Linked DNA regions of Homo sapiens: region 1 is linked to region 2. The links are chromatin contacts, found by Hi-C or POLR2A ChIA-PET in ENCODE. All regions are on one chromosome and are shown on one strand. Each heading gives the region's core, a stretch centred on a gene start or an enhancer-like site at or near the end of the contact. The rest is flanking DNA. Distances are from core to core; before and after follow the strand shown. Region 1 holds the start of ACOT9 (acyl-CoA thioesterase 9). Region 2 holds the start of KLHL15 (kelch like family member 15).

The links. Hi-C counts contacts between places; a loop is a spot of excess contacts on that map. ChIA-PET counts read pairs that join two places held with the same protein, here RNA polymerase II (POLR2A). Pooled maps may share reads with other maps.
Region 1: a map of gastrocnemius medialis shows a loop between it and region 2 (27-fold over the local background). The contact joins the promoter of ACOT9 here to the promoter of KLHL15 in region 2. A Hi-C loop is called at or near these places in 5 of 168 maps with a recorded cell type or tissue (B cell, ascending aorta, chondrocyte and 2 more), 10 of 37 single-sample maps with no recorded cell type and 26 of 50 pooled maps. POLR2A ChIA-PET finds 5 or more read pairs at or near these places in 10 of 52 experiments (A549, AG04450, CD4-positive, alpha-beta T cell and 7 more).

Annotation. Positions count from the first base shown.
Region 1 is chrX:23,740,921-23,747,100 of GRCh38, reverse strand. ACOT9 (acyl-CoA thioesterase 9) reads left to right here and starts at 3,825. Exons shown (of 16, transcript NM_001037171.2): 1 at 3,825-3,976. The coding sequence starts at 3,957. RefSeq lists a silencer at 3,656-3,975 and an enhancer at 4,246-4,295.
Region 2 is chrX:24,023,660-24,030,001 of GRCh38, reverse strand. It overlaps KLHL15 (kelch like family member 15), which reads left to right and starts at 2,816. Exons shown (of 4, transcript NM_030624.3): 1 at 2,816-2,862; 2 at 4,944-5,145. RefSeq lists enhancers at 1,737-2,236, 3,444-3,947, 3,948-4,452 and silencers at 4,115-4,214, 4,225-4,664, 4,745-4,814, 4,825-4,974, 4,985-5,064.

The DNA of each region.
Region 1 (6,180 bases), core at 2,576-5,075, 280 kb after region 2:
CCAGGCTGGTCTTGAACTCCTGACCTCAGGTGATCTGCCTGCCTCGAGCTTCAAAGTGCCAGGATTACAGGCGTGAGCCACCGTGCCTGGCCCTCCCCTCCTAACTTTATTGTGGATCCTTTTGTATAATCTGAATAATTGAGGAAATAAGATATATTTTTAAAAAGTTTCTGTGTCCTAATGAAATCGTAGTTCGAATCACTTTGTTTGAAAGTTGATGACAGTTTTCCAGGAACATTTTCTACCTAAATCAGATATCCAAAAGTATATATTATTCAGCAGCCCAAGGAAAGATGGTAACTGGATATTTTTCACTCATAATACTAGATTGAACTAACAATGCCTTTGGCCGGGCGCGGTGGCTCACGCCTGTAATCCCAGCACTTTGGAAGGCCAAGGTGGGAGGATCACGAGGTCAGGAGTTCAAGACCAGCCTGGCTAACATGGTGAAACCCCATATCTACTAAAAATACAAAAATTAGCCGGGTGTGGTGGCACGTGCCTGTAATCCCAGCTACTTGGGAGGCTGAGGCAGGAGAATCGCTTGAACCCAGGAGGCGGAGGTTGCAGTGAGCTGAGACCGCACCACCGCACTCCAGCCTGGTAACAGAGCGAGACTCTGTCTCAAAAAAAAAAAAAAAAAAAAAAAAAGAAGAAGACCTGACAATGCCTTGTTAGGTTTTGTTGTTTGATTTAAACAATTTTTTTTTTTTTTTGTAGAGATGGGGTCTTGCTCTGTTGACCAGGCTGGTCTTGAGCTCCTGTTCTTAAGCAATCCACCCACCTCAGCCTCCCAAAGTGCTGGGATACTGCTTTCCAGCCTTGTTATTTGATTTTATTGTTTTACTTGTAATAACGACATTAATATCTTATGTATCTGTCAGTGCATGATTAAGTAACTTTTAATTACACAATTGATACCATCTCTGTTATCCTGAGACCATATTAAAATAGAACTAATAGAACATAACAGGAAACAAAAAGGTTGGGTAGAGAACCTGTTACTTAAGGACGGTGATTCTCACCACTATACAATTGTTGTATGTTTCCTGTTTTGATTTTGTGACCATTTCCCCTTCCTTCTCTGCTATCCAAAATGTGGTATAGCATATATGCTTGATAATAATGACGACAACAACAACACACACAGAAATCAGAGTTGCTAAGCTGTTTTAAGAATTTTATGCATGCTGCCAATTGAGGTAGTTAGAGACTCGTGGATGAATGCTGGGCAGGCTAGGTCTAGCAGGGGTTCCCTGAAGTTACAACTAAGGTAGGTGGGCTAAGTGATGTGATCATTTTTTTCCCTCTTTAACCTTCTAGTGGACATCTATGTGGTTGGCTGCTCCATACTCCTCTTCTTTTCTTTCTTTCTTTTTTTTTTTTTTTTTTTTTGAGATGGAGTCTCTTGCCCAGGCTGGAGTGCAGTGGCGCGATCTCAGCTCAGTGCAACCTTCGCCTCCCAGGTTCAAGCGATTCTCCTGCCTCAGCCTCCCGAGTAGCTGGGATTACAGGCGCCCACCACCACAGCCAGCTAATTTTTGTATCTTTAGTAGAGGCAGGGGTCTCACCATGTTGGCCAGCCCAGTATTGAATTCCTGACATCAGTTGATCCACTCGCCTCAGCCTCCCAAAGTTCTGGGATTACAGACGTGAGCCACCGCACCCGGCCTCGGTACTCCTTTTCTAAGAAGGTGCTCCGTATCCCCATCTGTACAGTTACTTACAGAAATAACCATGTTAGTAGATTGTGACCCAGTACCTGGCCATGAGTCTGGGTGAGGGGGTTCCTGGTAAGTCAGGGCAAGGGTTCCTTACCCTGATGCCACAGTTGGCTAGTCCAGGAGTGTGTACCTGATCCAAATTGGACCAATGAATCTCTTCTCAGAACTTTTTTGTATTTGGGCCGTAGAAATTTCAGTCAGTCTGTATGTGTGTGGCTGTGGTTGTAAGATGTAAAGTTCAGGAGCTTCTATTGCCATATGGAGAATGTCATTACATAGAGAGAAAAAAGAATGAAGCCAGTATGCAAAGGAAAGCAAAGATAAGCAATAGAGAGAAGGCATCTGCATGGCATTAAGTCCCTGGTTTCAGCTGTTCCAGCCAAAATCGATGGTGTTTATTATATTGATGAGAATGTGTCTTTATAATTTGGAAATTGACGGAAGGCGACTTGATTGCGGGAAAAACTATAAACTGTACCTACCTATTATACCATTTACAAAAAATTCTCTCTTGTACTTATTTTTTCTCCCTGAGCCTCCTATTGCTTCAAAGAAAAGTTCAAGTAAAAAGAAGAACAAAAATAGCATAATTCAATACAATATTTATTGCCCTCTGTGTTAGGTGTGGTAGAGTATAAAGAAATATGGCTGACCCAAAACCAACAAGACAATCACTGAAAAGTGACTTGTGAACAATGTGAACAATGTGACAAAAATGAAAAGACAATGTGAACAAAAATGAAGGAGAGATCCTTGTAGGCTAAAAGGGGAGTCTTCCAGATGTGAGATTGATAAAAGCAGGGAAAATTCAGTAGAAAGAGAAAGCCGAAGACCATGCTCCATGTGTAACTCATGAAGTGATTCAAAACAGAAAGCTAGCTTAATTCAAATCAATACATTTTTACTAAGTATGGGGTATTGCGAAAAAGCATATGGCCCTTGCCTTTTAGGAAATTGCCGTATTTAGAGGCAAAGCAAGACTTGCTTATATTCTCAAAAGATCCCCACTCGTTACCTTATTTCCCCTTTAAACCGCTTTACCATATTTGAGATCATGTTATTTGCTAACTTGTTTGTTGATTTGTTTTCCTTCCTTATCAAGAGGCAAGCCCCTTAAGGGCGGGGATTTTTGTCCTTTTTTCTTTTTGCAACCCCAACCTCTGCAATAGTGCCTGGCACAATGCAAACAGCTCAATAATAATTCGTTGAAAGAAATGGAGAATTAGATCGTAGGGTGAAATAATCTTAAACTCTCTGGCCTTGAATCTCTCTAGCTCGCCCAAGATATCAAACATTGGGGGTCAGGCCGAGAAGAGGAGAGGAACAATTTTTTCCTGTTAGGTCAGTGGTTTTTAGCCTTTGGTTACATTAGCATCACCTGGGGGCATCTTTAGACATCATCCCGAAGCCCAGACCGCACCCAGGACTAAACTAGAATCTCCAGCCAGTGGGTCTCAAGCATCAGTTTTTTGTTGTTTTTTTTTTGAGACATTGTCTCCTTCTGTCGCCCAAGCTGAAGTGTAGTGGTGCGATCTCGGCTCACCGCAACCTCCGCCTCCCAGGTTCAAGCGATACTCGTGCCTGTCCCCCGAGTAGCTGGGATTACAGGCGTCTGCCACCACGCCTGGCTAATTTTTGAATTTTTAGTAGAGACAGGGTTTCGCCATGTTGGCCAGGCTGGTCTTGAACTCCTGACCTCAGGTGATCTGCCCGCCTAGGCCTTCCAAAGTGCTGGAATTACAGGCGTGAGCCACCGCGCCCGGCCAAGTATCAGTATTTTGGAAAGTTGCCCAGGAGATTCCAATGTGCAGCCAAGGGGAAGAACAGACGGAGCCAAGGCGCGGGGATCAAGGATAAAGGAGACAAGCTCCACTAGGCAGAGCCGGGCCTCTTCTCGACGTCACGCCCTGGCGTTGCTGCGTGGTTCGTTTACTCAACCGAGAATAGGCCGGTCCTCGCTGTAGCAACACGACCCGCACAACTGATTGAGTGGGAAGCTCCGCAGAGGCGGACTCCAGCCTCCCGCCAATGAACGGGTAGGGTCCGCCCGGCACAGCGCGGCCACGCCCCCTGGACGCCGCGGTCCCGCCCCCGGACACCGCTGTCCGGCTCCCGGGCTGTCCTCAGCAAGGGCGCGGTCTGGTACTCGTGCGTCTTTTATCGCCTCAGTTTCCCTCCGCCGACTAGCGCGCGGGGCCCGGTTCTCCATCGCGCGCACGGCAGCCTAGCGCAATGAGGCGGGCAGCACTGCGGTAGGTGGCGGGGCGTGGAAGGGGCTGGCAGGGCGGTAGCCTGGGGTGCCATCGTCTTCCCCTAGAGCTTCGGGCTGGCCCCGGCGGAAGAAGTGGGCCACGCATGGGCATTTGGGCTCTATGATAAGGGGCGCTCGCCCACTGTACCTCCGACCGGACATAAGCCCGCCGGCCTTTGGTTGGGAGAACCTCGCCCCCACTTTGGCGACTTCTAGCACTGAGTTTGATATTAAAAGCAAAGCAGCACTTTTAAGGGAGGAAGTTGGGTGTTCCCTAAAATTCCTTTGGCCTTGCTCATCCGGGGTGTGGTTGGTAGCCGCGTCGGGGTAGCCCCTTGTCAGAAAGATAATATTTGGAGTTCTATGTTACCTCTAGCCCTTCATCTTCCTTTGGAGAACATTTTTAGGATTAAATGCTTGACCTACTTCGGCTCTTACTTAAGTTTGTTGTAACATTGGCAGAGATTACAGGGTACCTTTTGGCTCCCAGGACCCTAGGACTGTGCGTCTAGGACCCTGGTGCCAATTTGAACTTAACTTTAATGAGCCGCAAAGCCCTTATAAGAGGCTGGGTGCTTTGATTGGGCCACGTGGGTAAGGGAGGATGCCTTTTTGTATATGTAATCTTCCCAGCTGGCACAGTTAAGGCCTGAGGGCCTTAGACTCCAGAGCGTGTCTAGCTCTCCCTAATCCCTTTCACCCGAGCATGCCACCCTTTCCAAGTTTTCTGCCTGGCTGCATCCCAGGGGGCTCACACCTGCTCCAGTTTCTGAAGTTATCTCGCTGCCAGTGGGCCTGTCCCCCTGATGTGACTCATAGTGCTTTTGACTCACATTAACCCCATCAATTCTCTTGGGGGTCCTGGATATCTCTCTCTCTCTCTCTCTCCCTCTCTCTCTCTCTCTCTCTCTCACTCACTCACTGTTCCTGGGGACTTTGTTATCAGTTGTAAGGGTTCTGTCTTGTTTATAGTACTTAAAAACAAACAAAAAACCTTTGTTAAACTATTTGAAGGCAGACTGAAAGTCATTATGAGAGGGGCCACAGTTGACTTTAGCTTGCAATGTGAAAGGTCTTCTACAAAAGCTCCATGGTCTTGTTCAGGTGCTTTCTCTTATAACCCTGTGTTCCTTTCTTGAAAATTCTATTGAGGCCGGGTGTGGTGGTGCACGACTGCAGTCCCAGCGTTTTGGGATGCTGAGGTGGATGGATCACTTGAGGCCAGGAGTTCGAGACCAGCCTGGCCAACATGGTGAAACCCCGTCTCTATTAAAAATACAAAAATTAGCCGGGAGTGGTGGTGCATGTCTGTAGTCACAGCTACTTTTGGAGGCTGAGGCAGGAGAATCGCCTGAACCGGAAGGCAGAGGTTGCAGTGAGCTGAGATCGCGCCCCTGCACTCCAGCCTGGGCAACACAGTGAGATTCTGTCTCAAACAAAAAACTATTGAACCTTAAGCGGATAATCTCTTAGTGTCTAGTGAGAGGAGGAGTTCACAAATGAATATAGACTGAGATGATTAGGTTCTTTGACTGGTGGGCAACCTTTGTAGCTTCTTTTCTTTTTTAGACTTGCAAGAGGCACCTTTGTTTAGTCTCTAAATAGAGGTTATTTCCTCAGAGTGGAGGGCATATGAGTGGTATTGCCTGTTATTGCACTGAACACTCTTCCTTGCCAACTGCTGTAAGCTTGGGACCCAGGGCTGAGCCAGGGTGAGTTATGTGACTCCCCAGGTAGGCCATGGAGGCCTTGAGTTTTCTTTTTTTTTTTTCTCTTTGAAATACTTTTTTTATTTCTTTGGGATATATGTCCAGAAGAGAAATTGCTGGATCATATGGTAGTTATATTTTTAATTTTTGGAGGAACTGCCTCATTATTTTTCAAAATGGCTGTACCAGTTTACATTTTCACCAATAGTGTACGAGGGTTCCCTTTTCTCTACATCCTCACCAACACTTGTTATCTTTTGTCTTTTTGTAATAATCATCTTTTTATTATTATTATTATTATACTTTAAGTTTAGGGTACATGTGCACAATGTGCAGGTTAGTTACATATGTATACATGTGCCATGCTGGTGTGCTGCACCCATTAACTCGTCATTTAGCATTAGGTATATCTCCTAATGCTGTCCCTCCCCACTCCCCCCGCCTTGAGTTTCTTGATCTCCTTTGATTGGAAAGGTTCAGTTACAAGGTCCTGGGA
Region 2 (6,342 bases), core at 1,567-4,066:
TGCCTACCAGGTTTTATACACTCTGGTCCCTAATTTCATTGAAGGCAAGGCTCAAATGATACCTCCTACTTTGATCATCCCAGTTAAAACTGGAACACCCTTCCCCAGCTCTGTTATTTTCCATAGCATTTATCACATCCCGATTTGGGGAATAGACGCCACAGAATTAGTCCAGGCTGACCACCACACAAACAACAAATCTAAAAATAGCAAACTCTACCACCACCTGGATTGGGAGTGGGTTAATACAGAGTCCAGAGTTGCTACAACATATTATCTAAAAGAAACAGGATGTACAAAGAAACAGCAAAGTGTGACCCATACTCAGGAAAATAAGGAGTCAACAGAAAACTACCTCTGAGGGTTCAGTGTTACTGTGATCAGTGCAATTATAGTTTTTTTTTGTCCTGCATTTTCACATAAGATTATATTAGAAACAATTTCATAAGTCATTAAAACTTCTATGAAAATAATATATATTTTTTTTGAGGCAGAGTCTCCCTCTTTCGCCCAGTCTCCCGGGTTCAAGCACTTCTCCTGCTTCAACCTCCCAAATAGCTGGGATTACAGGCATGTGCCACCACGCCTGGCTAATTTCTTCGTATTTTTAGTAGAGATGGGGTTTCCCGTGTTGGCCAGGCTGGTCTCGAACTCCTGACCTCAAGTAATCCACCCACCTCAGCCTCTCAAAGTGCTGGGATTACAGGCGTGAGCCACCGCACCCGGCCACATTTACCACATTCTAACAGGCCACATAATTTGCTTATTTATTTTATTACCTGACACATGTAATCCGTACAAGGGCTAGAGTTTTCATATGTTTTATTCACTGATGGATCCCCAGTGGGTAGAACAAGACTTGGCATGTACTAGGCACTTACACATACTTATGGAATGAATAAATAAATAGTATAGTAGATTGCAAACCAACAATTTGTGGAATTAAGTAGGAATAAAAATACAACTATGTGAAGATCATTTACTATGTTAATATAATTACATGGTACAGTGGAAAGATCATGGGGTGGCTGGGTGCGGTTGATCACGCCTGTAATCCCAACACTTTGGGAGGCTGAGGTGGATGGATTACTAGAGGTCAGGAGTTCGAGACCAGCCTGGCCAACATGGGAAAACCCATCTCTACTAAAGTTACAAAATTTAGCTGGGCGTGGTGGTGTGTGCCTGTAGTCCCAGCTACTTGGGAGGCTGAGGCAGGAGAATCACTTGAACCTGGGAGGCAGAGGTTGCAGTGAGCCAATCACGCCACTGCACTCCAGCCTGGATGATAGAGGGAGACTCTGTCTCAAAAAAAAGAAAAAAAAAAAAAGTAAAAAGAAAAGTGATTACCAAGACAACTACCACAGACTGGGAATTTCTGAAAAGCCTCAACTTTTCTTTTCTTTTTTTTTTTTTTGAGACAGCGTCTAGTTCCGTTGTCCAGGCTGGAGTGCAGTGGTGCAATCTCGACTCACTGCAACCTCTGCCTCCTGGGCTCAAGCCATACTCCTACCTCAGCCTCCTGAGTAGCTGGGACCGCAGGCCCGCACCACCATGCCAGCTAATTTTTTGTATTTTTAATAGAGACGGGGTTTCACTATGTTCGTCAGGCTGGTTTCCAACTCCTGACCTCTAATGATCCTTCCGCCTCGGCCTCCCAAAGTGCTGGAATTACAGGCGTGAGCCACCACGCCTGGCCTCAATTTCTTAAAAAGCAAAAACAGGAGGGAGGAGGAGGGTATGCAGTATCCTAAATCCTCAGAACCCCTGGGGAAGAACCTCATTCCAACTCCACCAGCACTCCCAGGCCCAGGCTTCTAGCATGCTTCCGACCTCGCTAGCTGCTAAATAAATAGCTATTGAGGAATGTGTATTCTCAAATACTTAGGCTAGAGGGCTAAGAAAAGACAGCTTCCATCTACCTCTGTGGGACTCTACCAGTGTGAAAGGATACTCTCAAGGTATTTAACAACTCCCATTACAGTCCAGAAATTGGTGGGGAAAGTTAAAATATATTTTCTTTTCTTTTTTTTTTTTGAGACGGTGTTTTTGCTCTGTTGCCTGAGCTGGAGTGCAGTGGCTCACGCTTGTAATCCCAGCACTTTGGGAGGCCAAGGCGGGCGATCATGAGGTCGGGGGTTTGAGACCAGCCTAGCCAACACAGTGAAACCCCGTCTCTACTAAAAATACAAAAGTTAGCTGGGCACGGTGGCGAGCGCCTGTAATCCCAGCTACTCGGGAGGCTGAGGCAGGATAATCGCTTGAACCCGGGAGGCGGAGGTTGCAGTCAGCCGAGATCCACTGCACCCCAGCCTGAGCGACAGACTCCATCTCAGAAAAAAACAAGCAAACAAAAACAAAACAAACAAACAAACAAAAACAAGAAAAGAAAAGTTAGCCGAGCATGGTGGGGCACGTCTGTGGTCCTAGCTATTCGGGAGGCTGAGGTGGAAGGATTGCTTGAGCCCGGGAGGTCAAGGCTGCAGTGAGCTGAGATCATGCCTCTGCCCTCCAGCCTGGCCGAGAGTGAGACTGTCTCAAAAAAAAAATAATAATAATAACATAAAAATAAGAAATAAGAGTGAAAGAGGCATCATTGATTGAAGATAACTTGGGGAGGGGTTCATATAGTAAACGTATAGATTGATTGAAAGACACAGCCCAGTTTTAAAACTACATAAATATCCAAAAAAGCACATTTGAAATTCCACGAGACCTTGCAATGTCAAAATAAGGAGGGACGGGAAGCACGGTGATCACACAATGGCTTATGACATACACTCACTACATTTATACCTGGTACAAAGAGCGCAGAAACGTTTCAACTCTTGCTTGAATCAAGAACAGAAGCCTCTCTTTAGACAGGTCAGTGCCACATAGTAATGTATAGCTTAAAATGTTAGTTAATGTACAAAAATCCAAACTCAGCGTTTAGATGTTCGGGAATAATGCATGAACATTTAAATATTCAGAAGTGGAATGTATGCATTTTTAAAGTTTATTTTATGATTTAATTTTAAAAATTTGTTTTAATGTGAAATTCTGGGGTAATTTGTCATGTAGTAATAGATACAAATATGGCAAGCAGGGATTTTTAAATAATGAACAGAAATATCTTAAAGGAGCTATTGGAAAAGATGGAAAGAAAGTGTGAACAACTTGGGAATTTCAGTGTCTTACAGTTTTTTTAAAGCTTGTTATAGTTTAAATCGGAATAAGGAAGCGTATTTCCAAAAGATTGAAGTGATTGTGTTATCTCTCCCACGAAGTAGTCTACTTCAGCAAAACAGTACACCGTGTGCTATTTTGGCCTCTTGGGAAAGATGGTATGTTCAAGTTTGCTAGAAAGAGATAATTATCGCTTTTAGCGACACCTCTCACGGAAAGTTCATCGGGATATTGGTCTAGAGAGAAAATGGCGGCGGGGGGTGGGGGTGGGGGAAGCCGAAATACCTCAGTTTAGGATCTGCTATGGGCAATGGATGCCCTAATTTAAGGTTAATTGTAGATCCACGGGCTTCCAACTGTGTATTTCCGTCATCTACACTTTTCCCAGAAAGAGATGCCATAATAAATTTACAAAACAGTCCTATAGTCTAGTTTTATATTCTTGTCAAGAAAAGGTAATATTTAAAAAGTACTAGCTAGAATTCTATAAAAAACGAACAACAAAAATCACTGCCCTCTGAATGTTCGTTCTTGATTATTTTGACGCAAGTAGAGACAGCTTTTTTAAATCCGGCATTATCTCCGGGTGGTGCAGACATGCAATTTTTTATGAATTTTCCCACCCTTGGGAAATCGATTTCTGAAACGTGTAATTGTTGTGCAGTAAGCCAAGTGGACAGTGACGCAATAGTCCACTGCAAGTTGCCTTACAAAAAATGATGTCATTTGGCGCAGATCTAGTCACTTTTATAACAGGTAGCTATGGAAAAGCTCCCTCCACGTTGTCCCCGATTCCCCCACCCCCACCGTGGCCAAGATGCAAAAAGACACTTTCCTGGCTTCCTAGCCCTCAACTTGTCGAGGGTGGGCGCACCGCAGTGGCTCAGGGCCCATCGCTCGTGCAGGCGGAGAGAGACCGCTGCAAGGGGACGAGGACAGCTGAGTGTCCTCAGCCCCGACGGCGGCGCCGCGGGGGAAGCTGCGTCGGGCCCAGTCCAGGGCCGCGACGCCCGGCCGCCTGTTTTCCTCGGTGGGAAACCGCTGGCGTGGCGGGCCGGCAGCCGGGACGCGGGGCGCCGCGGGCGCGGGACAGCCTTCCCCGCCCCCCCTTCCCCCCCGTTCCCACACCCGCTCCCGCTCCCGTGGCGCCGGAAGTGACGCGTTTTGGGCTGAAAGATGGCGGCATTGGCGCTCGACCAGGGGGAAGGTAAACACCCGCCAGGCCACGGGCTGGCCCCCTCGGGGCGCCAGCAGGGGCCGAGGGGGGGGCCTCCCGGGCCAGCTCCCCGCCCCCAACGGCTTCCCACCCTCCGCCCTCTCTCCCAGCGTGGCGGCCTTCCGCGTCAAGACGACAGCGCACTGGGCCCCCTGCCGGCCAGCCCCGCCTCCCTGGGCGGGCCCCGGGCGGCTCCCGCGGCCCGCAGGGGGCGCGCGGCCCGGAGCGGCCCCCGGCTCGTGGCCCCGCACGCCCCGCCCCTTCCCCGCCCCTTTCCCGCCTTCCTCCACCCCCGGCGTGGGTGATCCCGAGGCTCGGCGCGCTTCGGGGCAGAAGCCCAGAGACGCCGTCCTCGACGCTTCCTCGGCTGGTGCTTCTGTCTCTGCCTGCTGCCCCCCAGCCCTTTTCCCCGCCCGCGGCCCCAGTCGGCCCTCCCGCCGAGCCCCGTCGGGTGCTGCGAGGCCCCCGGCGTTGGCAAGGTCGGTCCGGGCCCCGACGCCGCGCCGCCTCGTGCGGAGCCCGACTGTCTGGTTTCTCGACTCAGCGCTGTCTTCTTTCCCAGGACTTATCCAGAGGGGGCTGCAGGCGAGCACTCTCGTGCCCCGCCGGAGCGACCCGGCTCGTGCCGGGAGCGGCTGCTCGTAGACGTCCGAGGAGCCTGCCGAGTGCCGTCCCGGCGCCCGACCGCCCACCCATCGGCCCGCTGGCCCGGTTCTTCCTGATGCAGACTGCCGTCCACTAGAGGCTGGACAGGACCCCCCGAGGTACGTAGCCGCCCCTGGCCGCCGGCCTGCGGAGCCCGGGCTTCGCCCGCGGCCCCGAGCTAGGCACGAATTCGCCGGCCCTCTCTGCACGGACCCGAGTCAAACATTTGGTAGACGCCGGGACCTCGTTTGTCTTCGAGTTTACTTAAATTGTTTGAAATGTAATTTTTTTTTCCAGAGAGAGCGAGAAAGAAAAAGGAAGAAGCATAATTCAGCCATTTTTTGCAGCACACAGCTGCAGGTACCATGATTATTTTTTGCCTAACCCGTTCCTTCCCTTTAACAATTCAATTTATGCCTGAAATAGAACTATGCAAAATGCGAGGCATAAAACTAGGAATCGGAAGGTCTGGGTTCGACTTGGGTGACTCTGAGAAAAAATCGCGTACCGAGCCTTGGTTTCTTATCTATGAAATATAGTCGGTACTACCAACATCGCAGGGTTGAGAGGACTATATGAGGTCATATATGTGAAAATAATCCTTAACTGTAGAGTGTTGTAAGAATGCAAGGCCGTTTTTTAAGTAACCTTTGGTAGAGTGGTTAATGTAGTGGCTAACTGTTGCTGCCTCTTTATTTCTATATTATAAATATAAGCAAATAAGTACGGAATAATAGTAAAGCAGTGCTGTGAATCCATAGATCTGTAATAGTCACGTTGCTTGGCCTTCCTCCTACGAAGTGCTAACTGCTTATTTAAATAACGGTATTCTTTAATTCAAATGTAACGTTACCGTAGGGGCTTTGCTTTTCATCGTTCTAGGCCGCTTTAGGCCCCTTTTCTTACTCCAAATATTTAACACCTTACATTTGTTAGTCTTTTCTGTTTTCCGAATTTGTTTGCCTTTGTTAATCTGATTAAGTGGTAATTTAGAAAATGCTTTGCAGACATATATGCCCTAATTTTAATGCCTGTTTTTCATATCTAGGGAGCAGGATGCTTGAATACTTCTACTAATTTGAAAATTGGTTTTGAAGAGCTTATCAATGCATTCATGTTTCAGTAATCCTTAATAGATCTAGAAATGTATAGAACATTTCAACTTTTTAGCACTTAATGTAATTATATAATTTTATTCTCATTTTTAATCACAACACGTAGTAGGTGCTTAGAGTCACAGTTTATCAGTGGTAGAGGATGTTAACTTGCACTCTTCATTGCTGATTAATTTGGGGAAAGAATAGGATAGTAAATAT